Regions from separate parts of the Homo sapiens genome. Here regions 1 and 3 are each linked to region 2. A link is a contact called in ENCODE Hi-C or POLR2A ChIA-PET data. All regions are on one chromosome and are shown on one strand. The core of a region is the stretch at or near the end of the contact, and the rest is flanking DNA. Distances in the headings are between cores, read along the strand shown. Region 1 holds the start of MIR4733HG (MIR4733 host gene). Region 2 holds the start of GOSR1 (golgi SNAP receptor complex member 1). Region 3 overlaps SSH2 (slingshot protein phosphatase 2).

Evidence for each region. A loop is a pair of places that touch in the nucleus more often than their neighbours do. ChIA-PET counts read pairs that join two places held with the same protein, here RNA polymerase II (POLR2A). Pooled maps may share reads with other maps.
Region 1: a map of naive thymus-derived CD4-positive, alpha-beta T cell shows a loop between it and region 2 (4-fold over the local background). The contact joins the promoter of MIR4733HG here to the promoter of GOSR1 in region 2. A Hi-C loop is called at or near these places in 1 of 168 maps with a recorded cell type or tissue (naive thymus-derived CD4-positive, alpha-beta T cell) and 6 of 50 pooled maps. POLR2A ChIA-PET finds 5 or more read pairs at or near these places in 2 of 52 experiments (OCI-LY7 and activated T-cell).
Region 3: a pooled map shows a loop between it and region 2 (3-fold over the local background). The contact joins the enhancer-like site here to the promoter of GOSR1 in region 2. A Hi-C loop is called at or near these places in 1 of 50 pooled maps. POLR2A ChIA-PET finds 5 or more read pairs at or near these places in 3 of 52 experiments (HEK293T, activated T-cell and activated naive CD4-positive, alpha-beta T cell).

The regions. Positions count from the first base shown.
Region 1 is chr17:31,093,661-31,098,138 of GRCh38, forward strand. It overlaps MIR4733HG (MIR4733 host gene), which reads right to left and starts at 1,830. Exons shown (of 4, transcript NR_186435.1): 1 at 1,567-1,830. NF1 (neurofibromin 1) reads left to right here and starts at 1,317. Exons shown (of 58, transcript NM_001042492.3): 1 at 1,317-1,709. The coding sequence starts at 1,650. It overlaps MIR4733 (microRNA 4733), which reads right to left and starts at 765; the gene lies at 690-765. RefSeq lists a promoter at 897-1,322, cis regulatory regions at 930-1,169, 1,396-1,706, an enhancer at 1,310-1,327 and silencers at 1,562-1,631, 1,672-1,721.
Region 2 is chr17:30,474,754-30,478,861 of GRCh38, forward strand. It overlaps GOSR1 (golgi SNAP receptor complex member 1), which reads left to right and starts at 2,655. Exons shown (of 9, transcript NM_001007025.2): 1 at 2,655-2,711. The coding sequence starts at 2,681. RefSeq lists enhancers at 2,399-2,548, 2,699-2,918.
Region 3 is chr17:29,806,027-29,810,159 of GRCh38, forward strand. All of the region lies in intron 2 of SSH2 (slingshot protein phosphatase 2), which reads right to left. Among named protein-coding and RNA genes, the nearest start is that of SSH2, 120 kb to the right of the region's middle. RefSeq lists an enhancer at 4,019-4,078. Within about 2 kb of position 2,470, at least 9 of the 41 ENCODE cell types and tissues checked have a DNase peak (open chromatin) inside an H3K27ac peak, as active enhancers do.

The sequences.
Region 1 (4,478 bases), core at 580-3,079, 620 kb after region 2:
TGAAACACCGTCTCTACTAAAAATACAAAAATTAGCCGGCTGTGGTGGCGCATGCCTGTAGTCCCAGCTACTCGGGAGGCTGAGGCAGAAGAATCACTTCAACCGGGAGGCGGAGGTTGCAGTGAGCCGAGATCGCGCCTCTGCACTCCAGCCTGGGTGACAGGGTGAGACTCTGTCTTAAAAAAAAAAAAAAAAAATTAGTCATTCCAAAGTCCAATGTCAGACATAGATTATCCGTTGTTTTGGATGTAATCCTCTTCCTGGAAAACTGGCACAACCCAATTACACATGAAATCCTTTCAACTCTGGTATTGGAGGTATAGGGAAGGACTTTGTTTTAGGAGACCCATAGTCTACCTCTATTGTTCTAGGAGTTAAACCACGTTGGTTTACATCCTGACTTTGCCACCTGTCAACTCAGACCTTGGGCAAATCAAAGGTCTGAGGGAGGAGTGCAGGCTCCCAGCGTTCCCACGGGGGTGGGGACGTGACGTATTCATCAGTTCATGAAGTTAATGATATGTATTGAAAAGGTTTGTTCAAGGATTTAAATAAGACGATGAATATATTGAATTAATAATGAATGCAAGGCCTTAAAGGTGTTTTGAGGGTGGTGAAACTTGAATCTCTCATCAACTGTGCAATAGTTATATTAACTTGGATGGCTATGAGTTTTGCAGAGGAAAGCTGGGCTTAAATCCCAATGCTAGACCTGGTGGCTAGACCTTGATTGCCACCGGGTCTAGCATTGGGATTTAAGCGACCTCTAAAAAAAAAAAATCACGGAATCTCTCTTTGGCCTTCCTTTTTTGTTTCTCAGCAGTCTACCAAGCTACGAAGAACCTGAAAATCGGAGGTCGTGTACCTTATTTTTTCTGAGAGCTTAAGCTGAGAGCACAGCCTCCCCAGGAGATTAGCGGCAGAGATCCGCGCGCTGGGAGAAAGGCTAGCCCCAGGGCGCCCTAACTTCCAACTCCGGGAGCAATCCAAACCCGGAGGCCGGCGGGGGAGGGGACAGCTGTAGGGGGCGGTGGGGATGGGAGTGGATGCTCCCGGGTCAGCTCTGGCACTCGCCAGCTGAGCCCAGCGCCAGTCTAGGTGAGCCCCACGGCGGTGAGGGACGCTCGCCAGACGGCCCAGAGGAGTTAGATGACGTCACCTCCAGGAGGACTCGCTTTTTCATTAATGAAACCGGCCGGCGCGGGCGCATGCGCGGCAGGCCGCCTTCCCTCTCGCTTCCCCCTCCCCTTTCCCAGCCGCGCTCTCAATCTCTAGCTCGCTCGCGCTCCCTCTCCCCGGGCCGTGGAAAGGATCCCACTTCCGGTGGGGTGTCATGGCGGCGTCTCGGACTGTGATGGCTGTGGGGAGACGGCGCTAGTGGGGAGAGCGACCAAGAGGCCCCCTCCCCTCCCCGGGTCCCCTTCCCCTATCCCCCTCCCCCCAGCCTCCTTGCCAACGCCCCCTTTCCCTCTCCCCCTCCCGCTCGGCGCTGACCCCCCATCCCCACCCCCGTGGGAACACTGGGAGCCTGCACTCCACAGACCCTCTCCTTGCCTCTTCCCTCACCTCAGCCTCCGCTCCCCGCCCTCTTCCCGGCCCAGGGCGCCGGCCCACCCTTCCCTCCGCCGCCCCCCGGCCGCGGGGAGGACATGGCCGCGCACAGGCCGGTGGAATGGGTCCAGGCCGTGGTCAGCCGCTTCGACGAGCAGGTAACCGGCCCGTGGCGGGCGGGAGGTGGGAGCGGAGTGGGGGTGGGGACAGAGTAGGTGAGGGGAGGTAGGAGCGGCCGCCTCCCCCGCGGCTGCCTCAGGCTCTGGAGGAAAGGAAGGGAAGGGAAGAGAAGGGAAGGGGGGATAAGTGGGGGTGGCCAAGGCGGGAGGTGAGGGGTAGGAGGGGACAGCTGGGAGCTTGGGCACCCTTTCCCTCCTAAGTCGGGGGGTGGGGCCTTGTCCCTGACCAGCCTCCGACCCTCCATCCCCTTTATCCCAGCCCTTCCGCTTGGAAATGGGGATGAGTGACCTGGGGGCGCCTTTAGGGGCGCGCCATCTGGATTTAATAATTACCCCCTTACTTTTGTTTTTGAGCAGAGGTGGGTAACGTTTAGGGGTTCTCTCTTCCTCTTCCCTCCGTGACCCTCCTAACTGGGGACGAGCGAACCCTAAGGCCTGTCTTATATACCCTCAATAGGAGAACGATAACATTCCGCCCCTCCCCCAGTTTCTTCAGCTTCCTCTCCTGGAGGGGGAAGAGCAGAAGAAAGCAAGGAAGGCACAGGTTTTCTTACTTTCTGCTCCATCGTCTCATCCTGCCCCGAGAGCTTCAAGTGCACACTCACTGCACATCTTTGTGATGCCCTACAACGTCGTCCCCCATATCCTGATGACACAGACTGCCTTTTTTTTTTATTGCCGTTTGCAGTGGAAACCGTGGTTCTGAAATATCTTCCCCTTCCTTGATAATTGCAGTCTCTTCCCCCCCCCCTTTTTTTTTTGCCAGCGGTCTGAGGATGTGATGCATTCTCGAGTGAGAATGTTGGGGAGTAAAGGGGAGAAGGGTGAAAGGAAAGTGAGAAACTGCTTCAGAGCCACCGACAACAGAGCAAAGCCAGCTGGGATGTGGTCCTGGAGCGGATCATTCTGCTAGTGTTTGTGGTTGTTTTTGACTCTCTCCTGGTTGACAAGAGAACTTTCATTGAGAATATTTGGGATGAAAAAAAAGTTTTGTAGCTTGAGGAGGTGACTTTTTATCGCCTGAGTTTCACACAATAAATCCTGGGGCTGATTAGAATAAATGCACACATAGCCTTTTGTCAGTGGAAATTGGTTTAACTTTGTGTTGCTGTAGGTAGTTGGGGATGGTTTAAGGGATGCTTTCTGCAGCTGTGGGTGCAGTGGGCTTCCTGTGATGGGGGAATTGTTTAAGATTGAGTCAACCTATTTTGTTTACTGGATATAATGGTAAAACATTATGGGAGCTGAAGGGGTGGGGGAAGAGCTCTTCTGTTATTTGATGCATAAACATTTCTTTACGGGACTCAGCGTTTCAGACCTACCTGGAAAATATCTTGGAATAGACAGAGGAAGTTGAGAAGAAGCTATGTAGATAAAATAGAGTTATGAAGCTGTCAGAGACTTGAAGGAATTGTTTTATCCATTCGTATGCTTCCAGACCCAAAGGCATCTAAACTAAACTACTAATCCATCTGAAGTATAATGTTACTGCATATAAAAGATTACATTATTGATAGAGCGTTAGATTTAAAACTTGGTAGAAAAGACTCTGTAATTTTAAGAAAGGATTTAAAAGGCACATAGAAGACTTCCAAAGCTGAACCTTGTGGACAGCAGAATCTGGATGTAGGAAATTGAAGGATCCACGCCGCAATTCTCCTTAAATTTTAAAAATTAAAAATTTTTTTCAGTTTTTTCTTAATTTTATTTTTTTACTTCTTACCTGTTCATCTCTAGGCTTATTTGCCATATTGGAAAAAGATACTTAAGAGAGGAATGATTTTGGGCTGGGCGCGGTGGCTCACGCCTGTAATCCCAGCACTTTGGGATGCCAAGGCAGGTGGATCACCTGAGGTCAGGAGTTTGAGACCAGCCTGACCAACATGGAGAAACCTCGTCTCTACTAAAAATACAAAAATTAGCTGGGCATGGTGGCGGGCGCCTGTAATCCCAGCTACTCGGGAGGCTGAGGCAGGAGAATTGCTTGAATCCGGGAGGTGGAGGTTGCAGTGAGCTGAGATCACACCACTGCACTCTAGCCTGGGCGACAGAGCGAGACTCTTGTCTCCAAAAAAAAAAAAAAAAAAAAAGGAGGAATGATTTTGATTATATACCCAGTAAAGCAAGAAAGTGTTTCTCCTTCTGTCCCTAGCTTTAAAAGACCTTAAGGCTTCGTTGTTTGTTATGCATATTGTGGAATCAAACTCACCACCATCTGTTAAAAATTAAGGACATTAGTTTTTAAAACAGCATTTTTCTGCATTCCTTATGTTGTAATTAAGAGAAAGATATATAGGAGAGATTATTCCTCACTTTTTTTTTTTGAGACAAGGTCTTGCTCTGTCGCCCACGCTGGAGTGCAGTAGCTTGATGTCGGTTCATTGCAACCCCTGCTTCCCACATTCACGTGATTCTCCTGCTTCAGTCTCCCAAGTAGCTGGGATTACAGGTGTGCACCATCGTGCCTGGCTAATTTTTGTATTTTTAGTAGAGACGGGGGTTTCACCATGTTGGTCAGGCTGGTCTTGAACTCCTGACCTCAGGTGATCTGCCCCCCACCCCCTGCTCGGCCTCCCGAAGTGCTGGGATTACAGGCATGAGCCACTGTGCCTGGCCTATTCCTCACATTTTTCTCTTAGAAAGTTAAAGTCTCTGACCTTGAGATACAAAAATGTAAGGGTTTTCAGTGTTTAACATAAGGTACTTATATATATTATATATAGTATATATATAAAATAAATTAATATA
Region 2 (4,108 bases), core at 1,405-3,904:
CTCAAACTCCTGGACTCAAGCAATCCTACCACCTCAGCCTCCCAAAGTGCTGGGATTAGAGGCATGAACCACTACATCCAGCCCGATAATTAAAACATTTAAAAATTAAATCAACAATTTCACTTCTGGACAAAATGGATTAGCTGTATTTCTTTCTATTTTTCCCACTAAGCACAGCAAAAAAAAAAAAAATCATATATATATATTTTTAAAAAGACTCAAAAAGGTGGAAAGAAGAAGGCAGACCAGCTAAGGACCTCAGAATGTAAAGAACATGAAGGTGAGTTCCCTGGGTTTCCTTTTTGTTTCCTATGTCCTATACTGGGTGCTGGAGAAACTGGCAACCTAGAAATGCCAAAGGGTGCAGACAAGAAAAGTCCAAAGGAAAATGGAAAGCCTTCTCTCTCCAGACAAGGGATGAGGAAACAGGTATCCTAACAAGACAGAATACTTTTGGACAATAATTTCACCACTCTGGACAAATGCCACAGAAAAAACTGAGGCCCATCTTCACTCCTTGCCATCAAAGGCTGAGTGAGGAGGCTAGGCTTCCACACTCACCTGGCTCTAATGAAGCACTCCACCCATCCCCCACTTGGACTTCTCGTCCATTGCACAGCAGCAATGAGGCTCCCTGCCATGGTGGCAGTGGGGACCACATGCGGAGCAGTAACAAGGCACCCCCTCCCTGGGGAATCAGTGAAGGCCAAGGGAGAGCCTGAACTTCCACTGCCACCTGGAAGTAGCAAGCATTTCCCTATGTCCCCCAGCAGCATAGTGTCAGAGGAAGTCTGCTTAAACAGAAGACATAAATAAGATCAGAATCTCATAACAAATACCTGAAACATCAGGATACAATTTATAAAAATTGTCATTCCAATAGCCCAGAGAACTTCGACTTGAGTGAAAAAAAGACAACAGACCCCAACATCAAGATGACACAGATGTTGGAATTATCTGATGAGGACTTTAAAGCAGCTCTAATAAAAATACTTTAGTGAGCAATTACAAACAAACTTAGAACAAATGATAAAACGAGTCTCAGCAAAGAAACAGAAGATATAATGAGGAACTGAACAGAAGTTTTAGATACGAAAAATGCAATAATTGACATGAACTCAACGAATAGGCTCAACAGCAGAATGGAGGGAACAGAGGAAAGACATACTTTCTGTCAGCAAATCTGAAGACAGAATAGTAGATAGTACCAAATCCGAATGATGGAAAATAGACTGAAAAAAAATTAGCATAACTTCAGAGCTATGTGGGACATTAACACAAGATCTAGCATTCACGTCATCAGACTCCCAGAAAAAGAAGAGAAACAGTATGAGACAGAAAAAGTATTGGAAGAAACAATGGTTGAGAATCCCCCAAATTTGGCAGAAGACATAAATGTCAGAATCAAGAAGCTGAGGATATCCCAAACAGGATAAATCCAAAGAAATCTACACCAAGGCACATCATAACTTCTGAAAACTAAAGAACAGTTCTTGAAAGCAGTGAGAGAGAAAATGTATTTTAGCTACAGTGGAAAAACAATTCCAATTTTAGTCAATTTCTTATCTGAAACTATGGAGGCCAGAAGGAATTGGCACATTTTTCAAGTGCTGAAGAAAGAAATTGTCAACTTCAGATTGTATATCTGGCAACAATATCCGATCCCCCAAGAATGAAGGGAAATCAAGACATTCTCAGATGAAGAAAAACTAATAGAATTTGTCACCAGCTGATCTACTCTTTAAAAAAAAAATGGCTGAGGGAAATTCTTGAAACAGAAAGGAAACGATTAGAAAAAGGAATCTTGGGACACTAGGAACGAAGAAGAGTAAAATATGCATAAATCAAGTAAGCTTTCCTCTTCTCTTGAATTCTCTAACTTATGCCTGACCCTTGAAGCAAATATTGTAACACTGATGTGGTTCTCCTCAATGAATGCAGAGGAAATACTTAAAAACAACTATATTATAAATGAGTGGGGGAAAGAACTTTACAGGAATTAAGGTTTCTACACTTCACTAGAATTAAGTCAGCACCGGTAGACTGTGATAATTTATGTATCTATAAAGTGTGGGTTTGGACAGCAGATTTTATCAGGTTGAGGGCTCAGGCCGAGAGCATGTAGAAGCAGTTAGCTCACTCTTTCTAGATGTGGCGGCTGACAAGGACAAAGAGGGCTGGGACTAGAACTGCTGTAGACAAGGAAAGCAGCCAGTGGAGAAGAGCGCATACGCCAAAGAACGTGGATGATGGAGCACAGGCGGGGAGGTAGGATGAAGGAAATGGCTCTGGGAAGAAAGGGTCTCTATGTCTGAGAAAGGAAGAAATTGGCTGAAGATACAAATTAGAGACAAGGTGAGGGAAATTGAGGGAGTTGCCTGAGGATGATTCTCCTCCCAGTCAAGTAGGCACCTGCTGAGAGAAAGGATAAGCCGAGATGAGGGAGATGATGATGGTTTGGGGCGCAGAAAGCGGGAATGAAAGACAGGAGCTAAAGCCGAAGTTTTTTCTCTCTCGCTACTTAAAAGCTGTAAGATAACGAATTGATCAGCAGGTGGCAGTGTCCGCGGAGGCTCGCATCCCGTCGGCCCTGGCTCTCAAGGCGGAAACACGCACCATGGTGACTTTCCGGCCTGCATCGCCTCTGCTCCCCTATCCCGGCTGACGTTGGACGACAAAGATGGCGGCAGGGACCAGCAGTTACTGGGAAGGTGAGGGCGAGAAGGCCTCCGGGTGCGTCCTACGAGGGTGAGAGGGGCTGAGTGAGGACAGATCTTGGGAGAAGCAGCACAGGAAAGAACCAGACTCCCGGAGCGGCCGAGCTGAGCAGCGGGGCTTGCCTAAGTGGGATCCCCGGGGCCTTGGGGATACCGAACGGTCTGGGGTAGGGGTCTGGCCTGGCCGGGGCGTGTGAGCGGGACGTGGGGCAGGGGTTGGGCAGAGTGGACAGAGCGGGGATGTAGAGGAAGAGGGCTCTCAATCGCCTGGGTAGAATTGTGTTGAGGGAGTAATGGAACTCGGACGAAGGGGCTTGGGGTACGAACTCTGAGAGGAAACGAATGTTGAGGGAGAAGATCCAGAGCCCCGGAGACTGGAGGAGTCAGCGCATTGGAGCTGAGGTCACTATTGGAAAACTGAGTGGGAAAAGAGAAGGAGGAACTTGCATTCCGGTCCGTCGGAGGAAGTATGAAGAGAATAGGAGACAGAATGTCTCTTATTGGGTCTCCATGACAACTACAGGTTGGGGACTTCCAGGACTGGGTGTTTGAAGGAGGAGAAAATAACTTACCCTTCTGCTCTAGAGTCTAGAATCGGTTTTATTGAAAAAGTTGAGAGAACCTGTGTGAATTGCAGTTACATTTGCTATACTTCTCCCACCAAAAAAACCTTCCTGTGATTTGACAAATGCATTTGTTTAATTCCTGAAACTATAGTCGGATAAAGTGAGCTTACATAAAACTCATTCGTGGATTATGATGATCAACAAGAGCAGAGAAAGCTCACCTTTTTCTCCCAACTGTCTCTTTGCTTTACAGCCGCATAGAAACTACTTTCCAAATTCCTTTGACCTGTTTTTATTGCTATACACTGAAGCCTCTAGAAACCACAGTATTGTCACTATCAGCCCCTTGGTCTAAGAAACTCAATTCTAAATTTATCCAGATTTGCCTATCATACTTTCAAAATGCTTTTACTTATGTTTCCTACTAGAGAAGACAATTATTCCAATCACAGAAAAGCGTGCTTATAGTTTAAAACATGTATTACAATGCCCATTTGAAATGTGTGTACCAGCTAGAAAACTTTTTTTTTTTTTTTTTTGGAGACTCGCTATGTCGCCCAGGCTGGAGTGCGGTGGCGCTATCGATCTCGGCTCACTGCAGCCTCCGCCTCCTGCGTTCAAGCGATTCTCCTGTCTCAGCCTCCTTAGTAGCTGGGACTACAGATGCATGCCACCACGCCTGGCTAATTTTTGTATTTTTAGTAGAGACGGGGTTTCACCATGTTGGCCAGGATGTTCTTGATCTCCTGACCTCGTGATCCGCCCGCCTCTGCCTCCCAAAGTGCTGGGATTACAGGTGTGACCCACCGCGCCTGGCCGCTAGAA
Region 3 (4,133 bases), core at 1,220-3,719, 670 kb before region 2:
GCTAATTTCACTATATTTTGTACTTTTTTCCTCCATTAAGTTATTAGTCATATACTTGGTTTGCCAATCCAAGATGAGTGCTTAAATATGGGGCAGACAGCATGCGGCACCCATCATAAGATAGTAAGAAGACTCTGCCTCTGTGTCATTCTCTTGTTTGCCAGAACCAGAAAAGTCAACAAAGTCTCTTCATGATTATTGTCTCATTTGAACCACTCCGGAATGAATGCCATGTAGGTATGATTATAGCCTTATTTTTCAGTTGATGAATCTGCCTCATGGAAGTGAGATAATTTGCTCAAAGTAACCTAAGAGTACACAGCCAAGTCAGGATTCTGTCTGAAAAGGTCAAATAACACCTTCTACCAGAACAGGTTGCTCCTCTTGTGTTAAAGGAATGCTCCAGATTCTGCTCCCTTCCATTCAGGTGAAATTCCAGATCCCACTTTCTGAAGACCCCACACTTGGTCCATTTCCTTCATTGTAGCCTGAGCCCTCAATATGGACATAGAGTCTTATGTTCAGCCAATACATACTGATACAGCTGTACTAACTGTTAAAATATTGAAATAGTGACTGCCTGGAGCCCCTCTGAGTGTGTCATGATCCAGCCACAACCAGGTAAATGCCTAGTGCAGCAGGGGACGTCCAGGTCTTGCTCCCATCTTTTCTGATTGGTTGATGGCTATACCATACTAGTTGTGAAATATTTTGAATATCTCCTCCTCTACTTATAGCCACATCTCTTCTGTTCTCTAAACTTTGGTTTAAAACTCTTAACTGTGATCTTAGCTTCACCTGGGGGATCCTACCTGTATGCCTCTTTTGCCCATATATGTTTTCTTATTCGTCTGTCCTACCAGCTATACCAATTGCTTAGCCTGGCATCTGGGTTTAGCACCAGGCCTCTGCTACACGTGATTACCACGCTTCCACAAGAAACTTAAACAATGAGAAGCACTCATAACACCTGGAAGAGGCTAAATAAAATCCATCTGTTATGTTTCTTGTAGCATTAAACATTCTAATTGTTCATGGATATAAAGAACAAGAGGACTAACCAAGGTTACAAAAGGAAACATTATCTAGAAATAAGGACGAAGAACATGTAAAGAAGGATAATGAAGCAACACCGATTACTTAACAAATACTCCTAAATGAACAGCATAATTTTCTCAAACTTTCTAAAATCACTTTCAAACTACAAAGTAGGGAAATACAGTTAGTGGCCCAAGTAAAAAAGAAATTAGAATATTTAAGATGTAGGTATACTGCTAAGACAGTTTTCATTAGGGGGAAATGAATTGTTACTACGTTAATATTTTACTATTTATATTTAAATCTAGACAATTACCTTTTCAGCTATCAATAGAGGAAAAGAGGATATTGAATATCTCTGAACAGCAAATAATCAATATACTCACTGAGAGCTGCTGGAGTCTATAGGGGACACAGAAAAGTGTGAAACAGTACCATACTCAAGGAGTTCATCTGCCTGAAGGGGAGTTCATCTGCCTGTTTTATCTGAAAAGTTGTTCCAAAATATACAGTATAAATGTATGGCACAGGAAGTACATGTCACAGGAATTCAGAAGAGAGATGAAGAAAAGGGAAGAGCAGTAGAAATACATTTGACATCTTGGAGTGGCAGTGAACTGACTAGCTGAGTTAAAACCCAGAGCTTTCCTTAAGGTAGGCTGCAAAGATAAGCTGCAGGAGACAGGACTTTGAACCTGATCCTATGAGGTAGCCAGGGAAGGTATTTATTAGCATCTTAGAAAATTATAAATATGTTGTTTTGATGGCTTTTTTTTTTTTTTTTTTTTTTTAGGAAACACTACAATTTGGAAAGCCAATCGAGAAAAGTTAGGTAGTTTTTCCAAAGCCAGTGACACTGCTAATTTAACTATGGGCCTCCACTAGAGGGCAGACGAGTCGAAGCTTACACTGTGGTTGAACTGGAGAAAGCAGTGCATTCATAGAAAATTCTGAGAAAATTATTTTGTTTAAAGACCATTTTCAGTGCCTTCAAACTTGGACAGAGTCTTTAGCTAGCAGATCAGTCTTTCACAGAAAATCTTTCTGTGGTATAAAATGCTTCTTTTTTTGTTTTGTTTTTGAGACGGAGTCTCGCTCTTGTCACCCAGGCTGGAGTGCAGTGGCGCAATTTCGGCTCACTGCAACTTCCGCCTCCCAGGTTCAAGCAATTCTCCTGCCTCAGCCTTCTGAGTAACAGGGATTACAGGCGCCCGCCATCACGCCTGGCTAATTTTTGTACTTTTAGTAGAGACGGGGTTTCGCCATGTTGGCCAGGCTGGTCTCGAACTCCTGACCTCAGGTGATCCGCCCGCCTCGGCCTCCCAAAGTGCTGGGATTACAGGCATGAGCCACCACAGCCGGCCTAACGTGCTTCTTAATTGCAAAATAGACCAGTAGAAAAGTTATACTTTGGGAGTCTGGCTCAGCTGACAGCCACATGTGCTTATATGTGGTAGGCATATCTGGAATGCCAACAACAGCACTCATCACTGACTATCTTACCTCAATCTTCCCCACTCATCTCAGGCACATCCTAACCACCACCCAAGTTGATGTCTAACTATGTGTATACTATCTGGACCATAATTTCAATCTAGATTTTCCTTTTCATTTTGGTCAACTGGGGAAGTTCTTTATCCCTTTAAAGTCAGAGGTAAGGTGAGGCCACTAGACAAAGACTCTGATATGTGCATTTGCCTCAGCAGGCTGAGGAGCTGTTATATGGTGGAGTGGGGGTTGGTAGGAGCCTTCAGTTCTCATTAACTAGAACACAAGGTGAATGATAACAACTAAATAAAAAGGTTGAGAATTTCATTAAACTTTTGAGAGGCTAAGGCTAGATTTTGTAAAGTACTATAAACTCCTTTTTCTGCTTTGATCTCTTGTCAAAAAAAGATGTATGAGCAGGCTGGGAATGGTGGCTCATGTCTGTAATCCTGGGACTTTGGGAGGCTGAGGCGGGCAGGTCACTTGAGGTCAGGAGTTCAAGACCAGCCTGGCCAACATGGCAAAACTTCGTCTCTACTAAAAATAAAAAAATTAGCCATGCGTGGTGGCACACGCCTGTAGTCCCAGCTACTCAGGAAGTTGAGGCACAAGAATCACCTGAACCCAGGAAGCGGAGGTTGCAGTCAGCTGAGATTGCACCACTGCACTCCAGCCTGGGCAACAGAGTGAGACTCTGTCTCTAAATAAATAAATATGCAAAAGCAATCCTATTTAGTAGCTTGATAGACTGCCATTAGCTGGAAGTTAATTTTCCTCTACTCCTCACCAGTGTTAGTATCACAAGTATTTTCTTTTACCCATATCCTACAAAATGATATCATTTAGTTTCAGATATAGGTACACTTCAACTGCAGGTGAATTTTGCTGTACTTAAAGTCTTGTAGTATCTCTAACATACCACTCCGTCTTGTCTCAGACTTTACTGTTCCCTCTGCCTAGAATACCCTTCATTCCCCCTTTTGCTTGCCTACTTCTATTAATCCTTTATTCCCTCATTCATGAGATGAAATCTAACTCTGAAGCCCAGACTGCAGGGCAGTGGTGTGATTATAGCTCACTGCAGCCTTGAACTCCTAGGTTCAAGAGATTCCCCCACCTCAGCCTCCTGAGTAACTGAGACTACAGGCACACACCACCGTGCCCAGCTCATTAAAAAAAATTTTTTTTAGAGACAGGGTCTCGCTTGGTTGACCAGGCTGGTTTCGAACACCTGGCTCCGAGCAATCCTTCCACCTCGGCCTCCCAAAGTGCTGGGATTACAGGCATGAGCCACCCCACCAGCCCTACTTATCTTTTAGATTGGAACTTAGGTGTCCCTTTCTCCAGAGGCCTTCCTTGATCCCTCTAGGACTGGGTTCCACGGTCTTTCCAAATACAACCATACTCCCTCTACAGTTCTCTAGTGTAGCAATTCTCACACTGCCTGTTTACTTGTTGGTCTCCATATTATAAGCTTGAAGGCAGGAACTGTCTCTTGATCACTGCTGTATACTCAGCACCTAGCAATGCTGAATAAAAATTTTGAATAAATGACTAATGTAAAAGAAAGAACAAGTATTGTAGGACAGATTCTCCAACCAAGGTGC